2 separate regions of the Mus musculus genome follow, and region 1 is linked to region 2. A link is a contact called in ENCODE Hi-C data. All regions are on one chromosome and are shown on one strand. The core of a region is the stretch at or near the end of the contact, and the rest is flanking DNA. Distances in the headings are between cores, read along the strand shown. Region 1 holds the start of Ap1s3 (adaptor-related protein complex AP-1, sigma 3). Region 2 holds the start of Scg2 (secretogranin II).

The links. Hi-C counts contacts between places; a loop is a spot of excess contacts on that map.
Region 1: a map of heart shows a loop between it and region 2 (2.6-fold over the local background). The contact joins the promoter of Ap1s3 here to the promoter of Scg2 in region 2. A Hi-C loop is called at or near these places in 1 of 37 maps with a recorded cell type or tissue (heart).

What each region holds. Positions count from the first base shown.
Region 1 is chr1:79,670,647-79,673,346 of GRCm38, reverse strand. It overlaps Ap1s3 (adaptor-related protein complex AP-1, sigma 3), which reads left to right and starts at 1,375. Exons shown (of 5, transcript NM_183027.2): 1 at 1,375-1,497. The coding sequence starts at 1,495.
Region 2 is chr1:79,438,599-79,441,406 of GRCm38, reverse strand. Scg2 (secretogranin II) reads left to right here and starts at 1,381. Exons shown (of 2, transcript NM_009129.3): 1 at 1,381-1,451.

The DNA.
Region 1 (2,700 bases), core at 126-2,625, 230 kb before region 2:
TAGCATTTCCTGGGCTTTGTTGCAACTTGTATATCACCTATTGTTCTGTTGGGGACTGTGAGCACCAGTGACATCAGTGACATCAGTGCCCCCTCATTCATCACCAGGGCTCCCCCATAGGGCCTGGCATGAAGGAAAGGCATTAGTGGCAGGAATTCGGGAGCCCAGCTGGAGTTCTCTTTGCTTTCCTGTTCCTAGATGGGGGCTGGGGGGGCACGGGGTGTCTATATCCTGCAGATGGTTCAGATTAGATCCTGGAGAGGAATTCCGTCGACTTATGGGTCTAAGAGCCATTTAGACAAAGGTTAACCTTTAAGAGTCATTGTCTCTCTTTGGGTATATGGCGAAACCAGCCCATTCTCCCCAAATCAATCTGTGCTAAAACTCTGCTTAGAACTCGGAGACCTGGAGATTCTTTATTCCGGCTTAAAACTCCCCTAATTGTTTAGCCAATACCAAGTGGTCTGTCCTGAAACCATACACATAAGAGCAACACTAAAAGACCGAGCAGTAACACACACACACACACACACACACACACACACACACACACGCACACACACACCCCTAAAGAAAAAAGAAGCCACGATTTCAAATGAAACTGCGCCGGGGCAGGGTGGGTGGGTATACCTGGGGAAGAGGGGAATTTAAGGGAAGAAAGGGGAAAATGATGTAATTATATTTTAATTTAAATAACAAAACAGTCTAGGCCTAAAAATCAAGGGGAAGAAAAACAGCTGAAGAAAAACAAACACCACTCCCCCCCCCCCCGAGTTTCAGTACCTTAATGTAATAGAAAACTTTAAGCGGAGAGGGCTATGAATGTTCTTGAATTGCAATTTTGGTAAAAAGCAAAACAAAACTCAAGGGAGTGTGTGTGAAAACATTTTTCATGTATTTCTAGCTCTGGGAACTGCTCTCTCCCTGAGGTGTAGGGCCAGACTGCTTTTTACACTTTTCTCAGGTGTAAAGGCAAGCATCTTCTTTTGGCGGAAGGTCGCCAGTCCCATTCATGAAGCACACAACGTGGCAGCAGAAGAAGGATCGCAGACCCCAGACCAAAAGGGAAGCTGGGGCACCAGGCGCGGTCAGCGCAGAAGGTGCGCGCGCAGGTGTAAGCACTGCCCTGGGTGGGGCTAGCGGTGATGAGGGGCGTGGCGAACTGCGGGGTCCCCGTGGCGCAGGAGAGCAAAGGAAGAACCAGGGGGAGGAGGAGGGAGTGAGAAAGGGTAAAAGGGGGAGCTGGAGCGGGAGGCTTGTGAAGAGGCAGAGAAGGAGTGACACAATTTGAGGAAGCCAGGAGGAAGGTGTGTGGGAGGAGCGGAGGGGAGGAGCAGCCCGGTGCGGGGAGGAGTCTGCAAACTTTCAGTTCAAGGGCATTGTGGGAAGTAGCCATGGTCTGAGGCTAGCGCCTCACCTGTCAGCCGCCCGGGCTGCTACAGTCTCTTCTGGCCCTCGCATCCCGGGCAATCGCTGCTGTAGGGACCCGGGACCATGGTGAGTAGGGCTGAGCATCGTGATGGAGCTGGTCGAGGCGGTGCGCGCTCCAGGTGACACCTGCGGCTCCAGGGCCGAACACGCGGCTGGGGAGGGGGTACGCGCCTAACCTGGCTCTGGGTACCGCCGAGTCACAGGCGAGGGTGGCCCGGCTGCTCCGGACAGTGCAGGTCTCCCCGTTCCTGCGAGTCCCACGGACACCGGGCACCGCTCTTCATTCATTTCAGTCTCTTTCTCTGATCGCTTGGTCCGAGCCAGGCGCTGGGGATGTCGCGGGGGACCAGGTGCTTAACACTGGTAGGAAAGGATGCCTAGGGAAAGAGACGGTGATGGAATGGTGAAATAAAAATAACTTTCCAGAGCGAGGAGAACTCCCAAGCCTCAAGAAACCCGCCTGAGAGGTAATTTTTGATTTGGTGGCCTTTTTGAGGAAGTGACATTTGAGCTCCCCGAGGTGTTTTGGTAGAGCGCAGCAGTTGGAGGGGTGAGCGACTGTGAAGAGGAGAAATGAAACCCCGGTTTGTGGCTGGAGAGGCGGGAGGGATACCAGGTAGCAGTTCTTCATAAAGTAGAGTTTTGGGTTTTGATTCGCTCGAATTTTAACAGGAGTAGTGACCGTATCCATTCTACACTTCCTGAACCCTTTGATTGATGATGGAGAATGGACTGAGATGTGGGGGGGTGGGGGCGTGGGGTGGAATTCCTATCAAGATGAAAGCCCGGAGACCCGCTACACTCAGAAGTGGATATCCAGCTCTGGGTGGAAGCAATACCTGAGGTTTCTCTCGCGCTGGCTTTCTGCTGGGACAGTGACTAGTTTGGTAGCCTGTCCCACTTCCCTGGTTGTGCACACTTCCCAAATTCTCAGAGAAGTGACCTCCTGAAGGCACTCTCTGGATGCACGACAGAGAGCAGGTGACTTTAGAAAGAAGGTTGAGTTGGAGTAGTCCATTGCTGAGACACCCGGACAGATAGCCCAGAGGATGTCGGCAGGGTTCCCAGCGTGCCCATTTTTTGTTTGTTGAGGTAAATGCAGGGTGCAAAAAGGCCCCTGTAAATAACGGAGCAGCTCTCTTGGCTTGCTCAAGTTTCCCAAGGAACAAGGTACCCAGGAAGATAGCTCATTTGCCTAATGGAGGTGGGATGAAGGCTGGTTCCCAAGTATCTATGGAGCCCAAAGCTGCTTACTTCTTGAGGAAGGGG
Region 2 (2,808 bases), core at 132-2,631:
ACTTCCTTCTTCTTCCTTCTTCTTGAGTTTTGCAAATGCCACAAAACTTTCAAAGCCTTCTGAATAGCCTTCTCTTTAGTGCTTTCCAATGTATATTAAAATAATCTATCTTTCATCCCCATTGATTAAAGCCTTCTTAAAGCCAGAAAACTATATTCATTTTTTTCTTTTCCCAGTAGTTCACAAACTATCTGGCACCTCATAAGCATCATAACTCAGTTGGTGGGTAGATAAAATTGGAATGTGATTGTTCAGTCAGCAGAGACTTTTAGAGGACCTCATACAACAAGATTCTCTCAGTTCTCAGAAATATATTTCAGTATATACAGGGTTAGAGGACTCACATCTTTAATAAAATAAAGTTAAAAATTTAGACCTGTATAAATTATTAAGGTACCTAATCAAGTTCCACGGCAAAGTACAGCCATGGTTATGAATTATAAATCCAAGAAGCGGTGGGTTAACTCTGACATTGTTCCTTGGATGGTTCTCATTCATTGAAGTTAGTCACCTCAACTTACTCAACCAAAACCTAGAAGTATTTCTGTGGTACTATGTTCTCTTGATGCCAAGAGGGCTCTAGGCATATGAAAATCTCTCAATCTCTCTCCCTCTCTCTCCCCCTTCCACCCCCACTCTCTCTCTTCTAGCAGTAATCCCTCCCTTCCTGGTAGGCAGTATGTTTTTTGGAGCACAGTTTCTTAGCTATCTCTTGCAACACCTGATTTTGCTGAAGATTTGAATGGCCTCATATAGAAGTATCAACAACTTGAGCGTCTGTGAACTCTCATTTTGAACACTGTGCTGAAAGAATTGGAGTTGATTCTCATTAAAAAAAAAATTAAGCATCTCACCTTTTTTGCTCAAACTAAACAGTTTTAAAACAGTTCTGCCTGGAGTCATGATATGAAATACGATCTATCATATTTGCAATGTTCTGTTCAATTGTGGCTGCACCAGGAAATGAGAACGTATTTCTTTATAGGCACAAATAAAAAGATAGTCATTATCTGTAAAATTCTTATGACATGGCAGCAAGCCCAAGAAACCTTTCTAAACAAGGCGTGAAAACGCAGAGATGTCCTTGCAATTAGTCATGTCTATCTGACAGATTTCTTCCTTTCTAAGGGAATTTGTGCTGAACATTTTATTTCGAGCCTCAGAGATAAAAGAAGGGGGAAGAAGCTGTAGTTTTTGCTACATAAGACAGGTGGCGTAAGCATGCAACGCTTTAAAAAAATATCTAAAGTGATTGTTTTCTCTCGGATTCTTTGAAAAAGCTCGCCTGCGCTGGGGTTTGAGGCTGAGCCGGTGACGTCAGCGTGGAATGCGGAGTCAGGCGCCCAGGCTCTCTATAAGCCGAGGAGCTGTCCGGTGCTGAAACGGCCCGAGCCCTCACTCAGCGGCAGAGAGGAGCATGCTTGGAGCCTTCCACATAATATAAGACAGAGGTAAGACTGCTTTCTCTTCTATTTACTGGAAAGTTCTCATTTGAGTGTCCCTCCCTGTTTTCCCAGATGAGAGGAAAAAGACCGTTGGCAAGCTTATATTGATAGAATAACCGGACAACCTGCTGCTTTTTAGGCAAGGATACTCTATACGTGTGTGCCGAAATGAGGGGCTCTGTGATTTACAGGACTTGTCAGAGAATATGCATTAACTATAATGTTACTGAGTAAAACTGTATGCAAGGAGAGCAGAAAAGTTGAGAATTTTAACGTCAACATGCCGATTAATGTAAAGTTAACCAAACCTTATGTTTTGATTCTTTCTCTAATGTGTTCTTTTTCTCCCAAGAGTCAGATATAGAACCAAAAATATAATTTTATATGCTTAATAATCTTAACAGACAGTTTAAAAGGATTCAAATGTCATCAATCATATGAGTCACAGAGGCAAAAAATTTAGATTTGTTTTCTTTCTTTGATATTCACCTTAAGGGAACTCTGAATTAATTATTAATTATTTTATGAACTGGTATATTCCAGAAGGGCTTATGTTATTATGTGCTAATTTTAGTCTTGAGAAAGCAGCTTAGAATAATTTTGAACATTGACATTTTCCCCTTTTCAAAGATGAACTATCACTTTGTGGGAAAGGTTCATGTTACTAGGAATCACAGAGAAATGATAACTTTGAATCCAGGGAAGAAAATATATAGATCGGTATGGACTGTGATTGTAATTTTTATGCGTTGGTTGGAAAAGCTGATATGTTACTTGCTGAAGAGGTTGATTGAAGCAAATTTATTTTTGTTTATCCTAACTAGGTGGGTTGTTTGAATCAGATTTACTCACATGTGTTGATGGTTCAGTGTCAATGTTCCAGCTGATTTCATAGGAAAGATGTTTTTTACTGTAAGGGGCATCAATAATAGCTGTCTGAGGAGACACAATGTTCCTACCATTTAGACTTCAGAAAATTAAATTTTAAATCAAACACTGTGTAAGGTGTTAGAACTATTAAAGCCATCTTCACTGCTTGCAAGAGCAGCTCCTAGAGAAATGAAGTCCTTTGAGTGTTAGAAGCAATAACGGTGTCATCTAAAGTAAACCAGAGTCAGCGACGAGTCGGCCATGCATGTTAGGCTGTGGTTCAAACTGCAATGTGCATTCTTTCTCTAATTCTACAGAAAAACCTCCCTTCAAAGTAGTGGGTTCTCAGATAATCACGTAATCCATATGCTAAGATGTGTTAAGAGTATGTCAAGATAATGATCTTAAAGCAAATGCACTCAATATGGCTTTCAAGATAACATTTAACATGACAGTAGTGAAAGCTGATTGCCAAAGCTAAATCAATCCTGAA